2 separate regions of the Homo sapiens genome follow, and region 1 is linked to region 2. A link is an interaction called in ENCODE POLR2A ChIA-PET data of the cell type or tissue named here. Cell type or tissue: HepG2. All regions are shown on one strand.

What was found. Peaks named below come from ENCODE experiments on the same cell type or tissue, not always from the same donor. Only the 100,000 strongest peaks of a DNase experiment are listed, where the experiment ranks them.
Region 1: POLR2A ChIA-PET joins it to region 2 with 5 read pairs; 3 of 35 experiments call an interaction of 5 or more read pairs at or near these places.

What each region holds. Positions count from the first base shown.
Region 1 is chr6:157,432,609-157,437,608 of GRCh38, forward strand. All of the region lies in intron 1 of ZDHHC14 (zDHHC palmitoyltransferase 14), which reads left to right. Among named protein-coding and RNA genes, the nearest start is that of ZDHHC14, 54 kb to the left of the region's middle. In HepG2, no CTCF peak of the experiment used is centred here; a DNase peak (open chromatin) is centred at 2,223.
Region 2 is chr6:157,515,327-157,520,326 of GRCh38, forward strand. The region is part of intron 1 of ZDHHC14 (zDHHC palmitoyltransferase 14); the gene reads left to right. Among named protein-coding and RNA genes, the nearest start is that of MIR3692, 11 kb to the right of the region's middle. RefSeq lists enhancers at 2,007-2,530, 2,531-3,052. In HepG2, no CTCF peak of the experiment used is centred here; DNase peaks (open chromatin) are centred at 2,795 and 3,482; H3K4me3 peaks cover 495 bases.

The sequences.
Region 1 (5,000 bases), 83 kb before region 2:
GTAATTTAATTTAAAATTTGACTTCCTGCGTGAGAGAATGAATGGTGTTGAGGCTGCTTAGAGGCAGACCTGTTTTGTACTAGAAATCTAATCAGAGCTGTTTCCCCAGGATTTTATGAATGGCAAAATGGCTTTCATGCCCCGTAAACCACTGACACGAGCCACCTGTTTCAACCTATAGTGACACTAAGGTAACACCAAAAAATGGGGCAGGAAAACAGCTTTTCATGCTTCTGGAAGTTGCCAGGTACTGTTGACATTTAAGCATGTGCAATTTTGGGGCCCATTTTTATGTTTTTGGATCCAGATGGTTGTTCCAAAAGGAGCACTGTCCCTGCTGATCAAGTGGGAAGCAAAGAAACAAGTTTCCTTCTGCGCTGAAATCCCCGGCGTGGGGCGGCTCTGCTGCCGTCGCCATGGGGCTACAGCATCTCACCGCCCAAGAGCGGTGTGCCTGTGTCTAATGAACGTGTTACATGGCCTGTGTGGTCACTTTTCTTTGAGAACCTTGTCATGTGCCCTAGCAGATGGCAGGTTTGCATTTGGGCATGAAACCGAGCACAGTGCTGGCACGATCACTCTATTTCTTGAGACTTACTTAGGTAATAAGAATTTATAATTGAATTAAGTTGGCTCTTATAATTAATTGCTTTGATTCTGATGATGTGGACACATGATTGCAAGCTAAATACCAAATATCATTATGTATCTTTTCTGATATCGAAAGAAGGGTAGTTTAAATAAAAAAAATTGTAGCCCCCTTGAATAATGCTTTCCGTTTGCCTAAAGGTGGAAACTCATAGGTATTCACTAAATAAAGAAAGAAAAAGATTACAAAAGTAGTGACCAAGATAAAACCAGAGGCTTAGGGCTCTGAGAGTTCAGCCTGGGCCGTGATGTTCAGGAGCAGCTGTCTACCTGCAGAGTCCTGGGCAAACCACTTACCCTCCACGGGACTGTTTTGTCCTGGTTACAACGGGAGGAGTTGACTGGGTGACCCCAGGGTCTCTTTAGCTCTAAAAATTCTCAGATTGTGTGACTGTGGTACTCTGAAGGGCAGGTTTTGGTAATAGCATCAGGACCGAGTGTGTGTGCTCACACATGCACACAGACACCCCCACTCATGATCCAAAGCACAGCTGGTGGCCTTTATCGGCCTTGACGAGTGTCCTTTTCAAATGGAGACTTTATCAAACAGTGACATGGCATGTGCTGTGAAAATGGTGACTGTTTTGATGTCTTCCAGTTGGCTGGCTCCCATCTTTCCAGAGGGAGCACTGGACTTCTGGGTAAAGGAAATAGCAGTGACCAGGAACAAGAGAGCCACCCTCCACACACATACTTTTTTCCTGGTAATTGTACCAGTATGTGACTTAGCTAAGTGTACACATCATAAATAGCTATCAGCCCATGTGATGCCAGAGGCAATGGCTCAGTACATGGTTTTTGACCCTCCTGAGATATATGCTAAAAGATTTTTAAAAATCCAGTTCCAAGATTACATAACCGCCAACAACAAAAAGAAAATAGAGAAGAAAAACGGTATTAGTATTAGACCTAACATATTAATTGCTGATGACTTTTTTTAGAGAGAAGCTAGCTTATAATTTTATATATATATATATATAATTCTTTTATATGTTGAGTTCAGGGTCACTGAACTATTCTGATGTTCTGAATAGACTAAGCCTGGGCCAGTGCAAATTTAAGGCTTGCCTGATTTCCCCTGTTAGGGTCCTGCCAGCCGGCCGAGAACACCCTTAGGAGCTGGGCCTGTTCACACCAGACAGGTGGATGTTTCCTCTGAGCCCGAACTGGACTGGAGTGGCCCTGCGTTCTCCTTTGTCCCATTCCCTAAGTCCCCCTGAGGACTTTATCTGATGAGGCCATTTCAGCTTGGTGATCACTTCCCACTAGTTCCTCTGTGCCCTTAAACATTTTATTTGGGTCATAAAAACACAATTCCATGAATCATTTAGGCCACAGTAAGAGCTGCAATAGGGCTTTCTTTTAATATCCTGTGAGTACTTTCAAAATGGATCTTTTGCCCCAGTTTTATTCGTTTATCAAATGTTTGTCAGTGTGGTTGGGCCACCTGAAGATGAGCACCCAGAGAGCTTGGCACGACGGGGAGGAGCCGGACTTTTAACAAGGCTGCGCCAGTGCCCTCCTGTCAGTTAGACTGTCTGTGGAGCTATTTGCTTAATGAAACTGGACCCGCTCCATGACGGAGAGAATCCTGGCGTGACATGTTTTGTAATAGTCCCGTCTGGGTTGGCTGTGGCCTTGAGAGAGGGGATCTGCTCAGGGCTTCCCTTCCTGGACTGCCAGCAAAGCTTTTAGAGAACACACTTTCTGGGTTTCTCCCAGGGAGACTTATTTGTTTTGACCTTTACACAAAGACATAATGCAGATTATTCAGACCATCGCTGAACACAGATCTCCATGGCTATGCTCATAGAAAATTGTTTTCACTCCGGAAGGAATCGCCATAGCAGTTCCTCGGGGGTTCTTTGCATATGTTTATCCCACTTAATACTCATACCAATCTTAAGAGCTTTACAGATGGGGAAACTGGGGCTCTGTGAAGTCACTGGGAAGAAGCAGGACTAGGATTTAACACTCTGTTTGCTGCCCTGGGGCAGGTTGCCGTCTAATCCAGGCAGATGAGGTAAGTATAGAAATCCGAGAAGAGGGCAAGAGCAAGGGTGCCCCGCAGAAGTGCTTGCACACATGGAGGGAGGGTAGGAGAAGGGAGGGAAGGAGGGACTGCAGAAAGTCTTTGTGATATCGATGACATTGGGATGAACCTTGAGGAAAGGCTAGGACATATGTATGCAGATGTGTGCCTCTTAATTAATGGCAGTTTGTGGCATTAGCCTATAAGCTCAGTAAGGTGGGCACCCTCCTTTCCTCCCTCATTTCTCTCTCTCTCTATCTTTTTTTTTTAAGATAGGGTCTGGCTCTTTTGCCCAGGCTGGAGTGCAGTGGTGCAATCATGGCTCACTGCAACCTCTGCCTCCTGGGCTCAAGTGATCCTCCTGCCTCAGTTTCCCAAGTAGCTGAGTCTACAAGTGTGTGCCCCCATGCCCGCCTAATTTTTGTATTTTTTGTAGAGACACTGTTTTGCCATGTTGGCCAGGCTGGTCTCGAACTCTTGGGCTCAAGCGATCCTCCCACCTTGGCCTCCCAAAGTGCTGGGATTACAGGTATGAGCCATCATGCCTGGCCTCCTCATCTCTTTCTTCACTGTATCCCAAGGGCCTGGCAGCGTGGCAGAAAGCCTGGCACATAGCAGGCAAGTGCTTGCTGTATGCTGTTTGGATAGAGGGCTGGGGTGGGTAGGGGCATGGAGGATATTTCAGGCAGAGAGAGCAGCATGGGTGTGAAGAATTAGGGCAGGTTGTAGTTTATTTTGACTGGTGACTTGGGCAAGGAGAGGGCACTGAGTAGCTGATGAGGGAAGGCAAGTAGGTGGAGGTCACACTGTGGGGGATTTTGGAGGCCAGGCTAGAGAGTCCATAGAGAGGCCAGTTCCCAGAGTCCTGCCAGGTGTCAGTTTCAGAACCTTGGATAACTTAATGTTTCCGATCCTCCTTTTTTTCCTTATTTGTAAAATGGAGATAATGAAGATGCAAATGGAGATAATGAAGGTGCAAATGGAGATACGAGGTTGTTTGGAAGATTAAATAACATAAGATCTGTCAAATGCTTGCCACTGAGTCCACACGCAGTGAAGCATGTGCTTGGTAACAGTTGGCTATTGTTGTTATCCTGAATTCACCAGACAATGGGAGAGCATGACTTTCCTGTAGGGAAGCGATACGATTGGGTCTGGGCTTTTAGGTCAGTGAATCTGGCAGCAGTAGGATGGATTGGAGCAGAGGCAATGACCCTGAAGGAGATGCAGTAGTGAGTTAATAAGCATGAGAGTCGCCCAGGTGAGAAGTCATGAGGACTTGAACTGCTGGGGGAGGGGGGGCGGGTAAAGGGGGGTTGCAGGAATAATGTGATGATGGGCACAGGCGTCAGAGCCCTCAGAGAGGTCTGCGGGACTTGGCAGTGAACTAACGGAGAGGGACGAAGGCTTGAATCTGAGCCCCTAGAGGCATAGTGGTGCTATTCATGGGAAGAGGGAAGCCAGGCACGTTTGCTTCAGGAAGATGATGAGTTCAGTTTGGGTCATGTTGGCTGCATAGTGCCTGTGGAATTTCCAGATGTGGAAGGAGGCCCAGATGCTGGAGGGAGGTCGAGGCAGGGCAGTCATCAGGGAGATCATCTACGCAGAGCTGTCTGCAGGGAGTACAGGGGTGGTCTGAGGTGCCTGGAGTGGAAGGTGGTGGGGATTGGGGTTGTGGAGGAGGCCTTCATCCACGGGGCAAGGGGCATCCTGAGACTTAGCAGCCACTGAAAAGGGGAGAGGGCTGTGACTGTGCATGTGACATGGTGACAACAGCTGGGCCTGCTTCCATAGCCCTACCCTGGGACTGCAGGTCTACACAGTGCAGCACAGGCCTTTCCCAGGATTGGCCGGCCACACATGGGCTGGAGCATGGGCTCTGCATCCGTGAGAGCACTGGGGGCCTTTGCTGGGCCTCCTGGTTCTCAGGTCCCATGAAGCTTTGTGCTGTACTGTGCCTTCATTTTCAGAGGGCACCTGCAGGGGCCATGCAGGAATGCCAAATAAGGTTAACGGATGCTTCCTTCCATAAGGAGGCCACTTTCCCTCCAGAGGACACCTAGATTCTCTTTATAGTAGTGTCGTGAAGATGAATGGCGGTGCTGAGCTGTGCTCCCGAGTGTCCCGGGCAGGCTGTCGCCCTGTTCTGTCTCCAGCCTTGAACAGGTTTGTCTCTGTAGTGATACTGGAGTTCTTAATCCTTTTAGAAGGAAGCAGTGAGTGCTCTTCCCAGAAGAATTCCTGCATATGCCTGTATACAATACTTGGATCAATTCACTGGGCTCACAGGTCCCTGGAAGACCCCAATTAAAGAATCCTT
Region 2 (5,000 bases):
AGCACAGTGTAACTGATTGCATTCCAGCTCACGTGATTCTAGTCGCATCTTAGGCCTTCTTTTCTGGGCTGATGCGAAATCACACACAACGAACTGGGCGCACCCTTCATTTCTCTTTCTTTTTCTTTTTCTTTTTTTTTTTTTTTTTTTTTGGAGACGGAGTCTTGCTCTGTCGCCCAGGCTGGAATGCAGTGGCGCGCTATCTCCGCTCACTGCAAGCTCCGCCTCCCGAGTTCACGCCATTCTCCTGCCTCAGCTTCCGGAGTAGCTGGGATTACAGGCTCCCGCCACCACGCCCGGCTAATTTTTTCGTGTTTTTTAGTAGAGACGGGGTTTCACCGTGTTAGCCTGGATGGTCTCGATCTCCTGACCTCGTGATCCGCCCACCTCGGCCTCCCAAAGTGCTGGGATTACAGACGTGAGCCACCGCGCCCGGCCCACCCTTCATTTCTTTAGCCACAGATTCTCACACCATCTCTTGCACTCACCCCCACAGCTGTCTCTTAACACCAACTAACTGCATCTAGATAGTTTTTTAAGTAAACATTTGTATAGATGTGTAGTATTCATTCAGGAAAATGTACAAATTGTGAAGGTACAGCTCGATACATTTTTCCAAAGTTATCAGACTAACGTAGCAAGCAGGCAAGGCGTGAAATAGAACACTACCAGGACCCAAGTCCCCTGTGTGCCCTCCTTTCAGCCACCACTACCTCCAGAGTAACCGCTACCCTGCCCTCTAGCATCCTAGGTTTCATTTTGCCTGCTTATAAACTCGATAGTAAAATTCACACTATATTCTCTTTGCTCAACATATTTGCAAGCTATGTCTATGTTGTTTCATGCAGCAAATAGTATGTTTATTTCATTGCTGTATCATCCTCCATGATATTAATATGTAACTTATTACTACATTCTAACGTTGATACTTGAGTTGTTTCAGTTTGAGGCTTGTGTAATAGCGATGCTGTGAACATCCGTATATAGCATTGTGATAAATCAACCGTGTTTTTAATTTATCTAACTTTACTCTCCTAAGGTAATTTTATCTCAGAATTCTGGGAGTACCTTATTGTCATTCCCGTGAACAGGTTGCGGGTCCCTGAGTGCCTGGCCCGTGCTCTGTGTGTCTGCCATGATGTCATTTGTGGACCTGGCCAGTCTTTCCCTGTCAGAGTGTAAATCTATGAAAGTGTCTCCTGCACGTAGTTGAGTGAATTATTCGTTGAATGAATGTCTTCATGAGGGACTGGAGCCTGAAATATTGGGTTGAAATGGAAAACAAAAGTTAGAGTTGCTTATTTCTGTTTCACCATTGCAGTATCCCAAGATGCTACAGTAATTGTGCAAGGAAGCACAAATCCAAGGAGAAAGAAGGTCAAGTCTGCGCTGCAATAAAGCAAGAGACTTGAAGGGCTAGGAAATGGCAACCTTCTGTGGGCCTTCCTGCAGGGTGTCAGTCACCGGACATACTGCAACGCATTAAGTTAATAAGTGCCAAAAACCACACCAGGTGCAACTGTCATCTTCCAGATGAAACCTGTTCCCATGGTATCTGTCTCCTCTGTATCACATAGACACCAAAACATGGTGGTGCCTTGGGAGGGCACAGATTTTTTTATTGTTTTCATTTCAGAAAGCTCTAGCAACATGGCAAGAGGGAGGGTGGAAGTCCCCAGTGCTGAGTTCTGAGTGGAGCATAAAGGGGCTGTTTTTATACCGTGGTTGTACCCGGGAAGCAGACATCTCCGAGCACTTTCAGTGCCACGGAAGGGAAGTTGAGGCCAAGCGAGGGCCTCATTCCTCTCCTTGGAATCTTTGTTGCGTTGAATACCTTCACTGACTCCCCCTCCTCAGGAATTTGTGAGGACCAACAGTTCTCCTAAAGCAGGGGACTATTTTCCTAGTGGGAGTGGCTGCTTCCCAGGGATGGGAGTGGTGGGTGTGATGGGGACACAGTACCCCCACTAAAAGACTTCTGCTCTATAGTATCTCTTTTTTTTTTTGAGACAGAGTTTCGCTCTGTCAGCCAGGCTGGAGTGCAGTGGCGCAGTCTCAACTATAACCTCCGCCTCCCGGGTTCAAGCGATTCTCCTGCCTCAGCCTCCCGAGTAGCTGGGATTACAGGTGCTGCTATCACACCTGGCTTAATTTTGTATTTTTAGTAGAGATGGGGTTTTAATCATCTTGGCCAGGTTGATCTCGAACTCCTGACCTCAAGTGATCCATTCGCCTTGGCCTCCCAAAGTGCTGGGATTACAGGCTTGAGCCACCGCGCCTGGCCTTAAAGTATCTCTTAAGCCGTACTGTGTATCTTGAAAATTTCTGTCAGGTACATCCCAAACCGGCGACTCCTGACCCTGAACTAAGCCAGCAGCCAGGTTCAGTCCTGAGTAAAGTGTTGGCGAGCAGTCCCTGCCCTGCCTCGCCCTCACGGCCGCCTACCATCTGGGCGCTGCCTGCATTTCAGGGACAGTGCTGGCATTTGTTTTTCCTTTTGTATCTTTCAACTAGATAGTGTTGTCACCTACAGAGGAGGGTTTTTAAAAGTGTCGCTGTTGCCCTAGGCATTGCCTGTGATCTGTATCAAAGCCCCACGTGTGAACCACAGCTTGAGCTGGGAACTGAGAAAGGGTCAGTTGTAAAAGTCATCCTAGGATGCACGTCCCCAGCCCCCGTGCATGGATGTGGACACGCAGGCTGGAGGAGGGTGGGGGGCTGGCCACCCTGTTGGCATCTTAGCACCCAGCAGGCTAAAGCTTGCAGCTTTGTTTATTTTCCTGAAGTTCAAAGTTCCCATCCCTCCGTGGAAGGCCTAATAGAACAAAGACCACCCACCTGCAGTTGCTTTTCTTTCTTTTTTGTGCTTCAACTCTAAAGAATCATGCACTATGAAGGAAGTGGCTCCTGCTAGATCTTCCTCAAGCCACACTGATGGACCTGCCATTAGGTACACTGAGGATGCCAGCAGGTGGTCCCTGTTGGGCAGTAGCTCACAGGCATGGACTGAGGTCTCAGAAGGACTATGTGTGGTCATTGAGCTCTCCAGGGGCAATAGGGAAGGGGTGGGGGGAGGGTGGAAGGGGGGCTCTTTACAAACAATCTGAGGTGATGTGTGGTTGCCAGAGTCAGTGTGTGGTGGAATAAAGGCCTGACAAGCTAATATGAGGAGCAAGTTAAAATCTGTAGAAGACCAGGGAGTGAATCACCATCCCAGTTGTTAGTGTACTGGCCTCTGTCTGTAGGTGACACCCAACCGCCCCGGTGCACCAGCGGATGGGGCTCAGCTCGCCTGTCCCCGCCTTTCCCACCCTCCCTCCCAACTCACCCTAGTTGTGAAACGGTGCCCAATTTTTCCAGTTGTTTCACGTGAGCCTGTGTTCGTTATTTAGAATCCATGTCAATGTTTCCCTCCTGGAACCTTGGATTTAAGCCAGAGAGCGCTTCCATCTGTGGCTTCCCCGCCACCGTGGACTGGCTTTGATGGTTATTTCTCCAGCGCATTCCCAGCGCATTCTTGTGAGGGGTGTAGTCTTCACAGTCACATGTGGCTTGAGATCCTCTCTTCGTGTGGGGCACACAAACGCTACAAGCCATACGGCGGCCAGCCAAGAAAAGGGAGCTGTTCATGGTGAGGACTGGGGCAGGAGAGGCAGCTGACAGTTGCCCCTGTTACCTGTATCCTTACGCCTCTGCCATTTTCCCTGTTGTCAACACAGCGTTATGAGGGCTGGCTCATGGCTCACTGGCTCAGCTGAGCAACAGGAGTTTTAGTGATCTCAGAAACATAGATGGAGGGAGTTGTTCAGGTTTTTCCTGATGTACGAAGAATCCAACTGCAAAGCAGCAGCTAAATTTAAGTTTTGTTTTTTACGTATTTTCCAAATCCTGGTATGAAAACTATGATAGTGTCTCTACTTCAAACTGGAAGCAGAGAGATAAGTGAAGCTTGATATTTATTTTTTTATTTTTATTTTTATTTTTTGCTATGAAGCAGTTGCCAGGAATAATGTCTGTTTTTAACACATATTGATAGAAGTAGGGCATTGCCTGGAAAAAAAAAAAAGAGAGGCTTTCCTCACTGGAGGCCTTCGCTTAGGCTGCTCGTTAACTGTGGTGAGCAGCTTGTATTTACTTGCCCAGAGAGATGAGCTCATGGGAGAAGTAAGGGCCTAAATGAGATACTTTTTCTAAAAGGTGCCGTCTTGGTTGTTCATAGAAACATTAATTGCCTTTCCATGGATTCTGGGAGCAACTTAGACGGATCCACTGAAGGTTCAGAATGTCAACATTCTGGATCACCAGCAGGCAGAGCCTTGGAGCCGGGGTCTTAGCCCGGCCCCTCAAGAGCTGTGTGGTCCAGAGCAAAAGTGACTTCCCCTCTCAGCTCTTCCTCTGCAAAACGAAAGGATTCATCGTTTTTTTGTTGTTTGTTTGTTTTCATTAAACACGCATCTCTTGAGCATCTGACAGGAGCCCGTGGCTTTGCTAGGTACTGAGGATAAAATGCTAACAGACCCGTCCCTACCCCAAGGAAGTCAAAGGGTCCTGATTGGAAAGAACTGGGAACCCCAGCAGTTGCAGTGCAGGGCGAAGTGAAGTGAATGCCCAGAATGCCCTGCTGGCAATAAGCTGACATTTGCGAGCCTGGGAATGTCACTCAGGACAGACTTCTTGAAGTAGGTGGCCCTTCAACTGAGCTGAAGGGAAGAGAAGGGCATTGCAGGCTGAGGGATGATCCCAGGGTGCCCCCCAGATCTAAAGTGTGGAGTCTGTCATCGAGGTGCGTAGCCTCTCCAGAGGTGTCACTGTGTTCCATCCTAGCCGTGTCCTGATCTGGGGCCGTGGCTCTTGGGATAGTCTCTTCCCCAACCTGACTGCAGGGGAGGAGCCTCCAGGAAGATTTAGCTGTCATTCCCCCTCTGCTCTTGCCCACAATGTGCTTTTGGCTCTTCCTGCTTCTGGGTCTGTCTTCTCCAGCTGTCCTGGCTTCTAAGTTT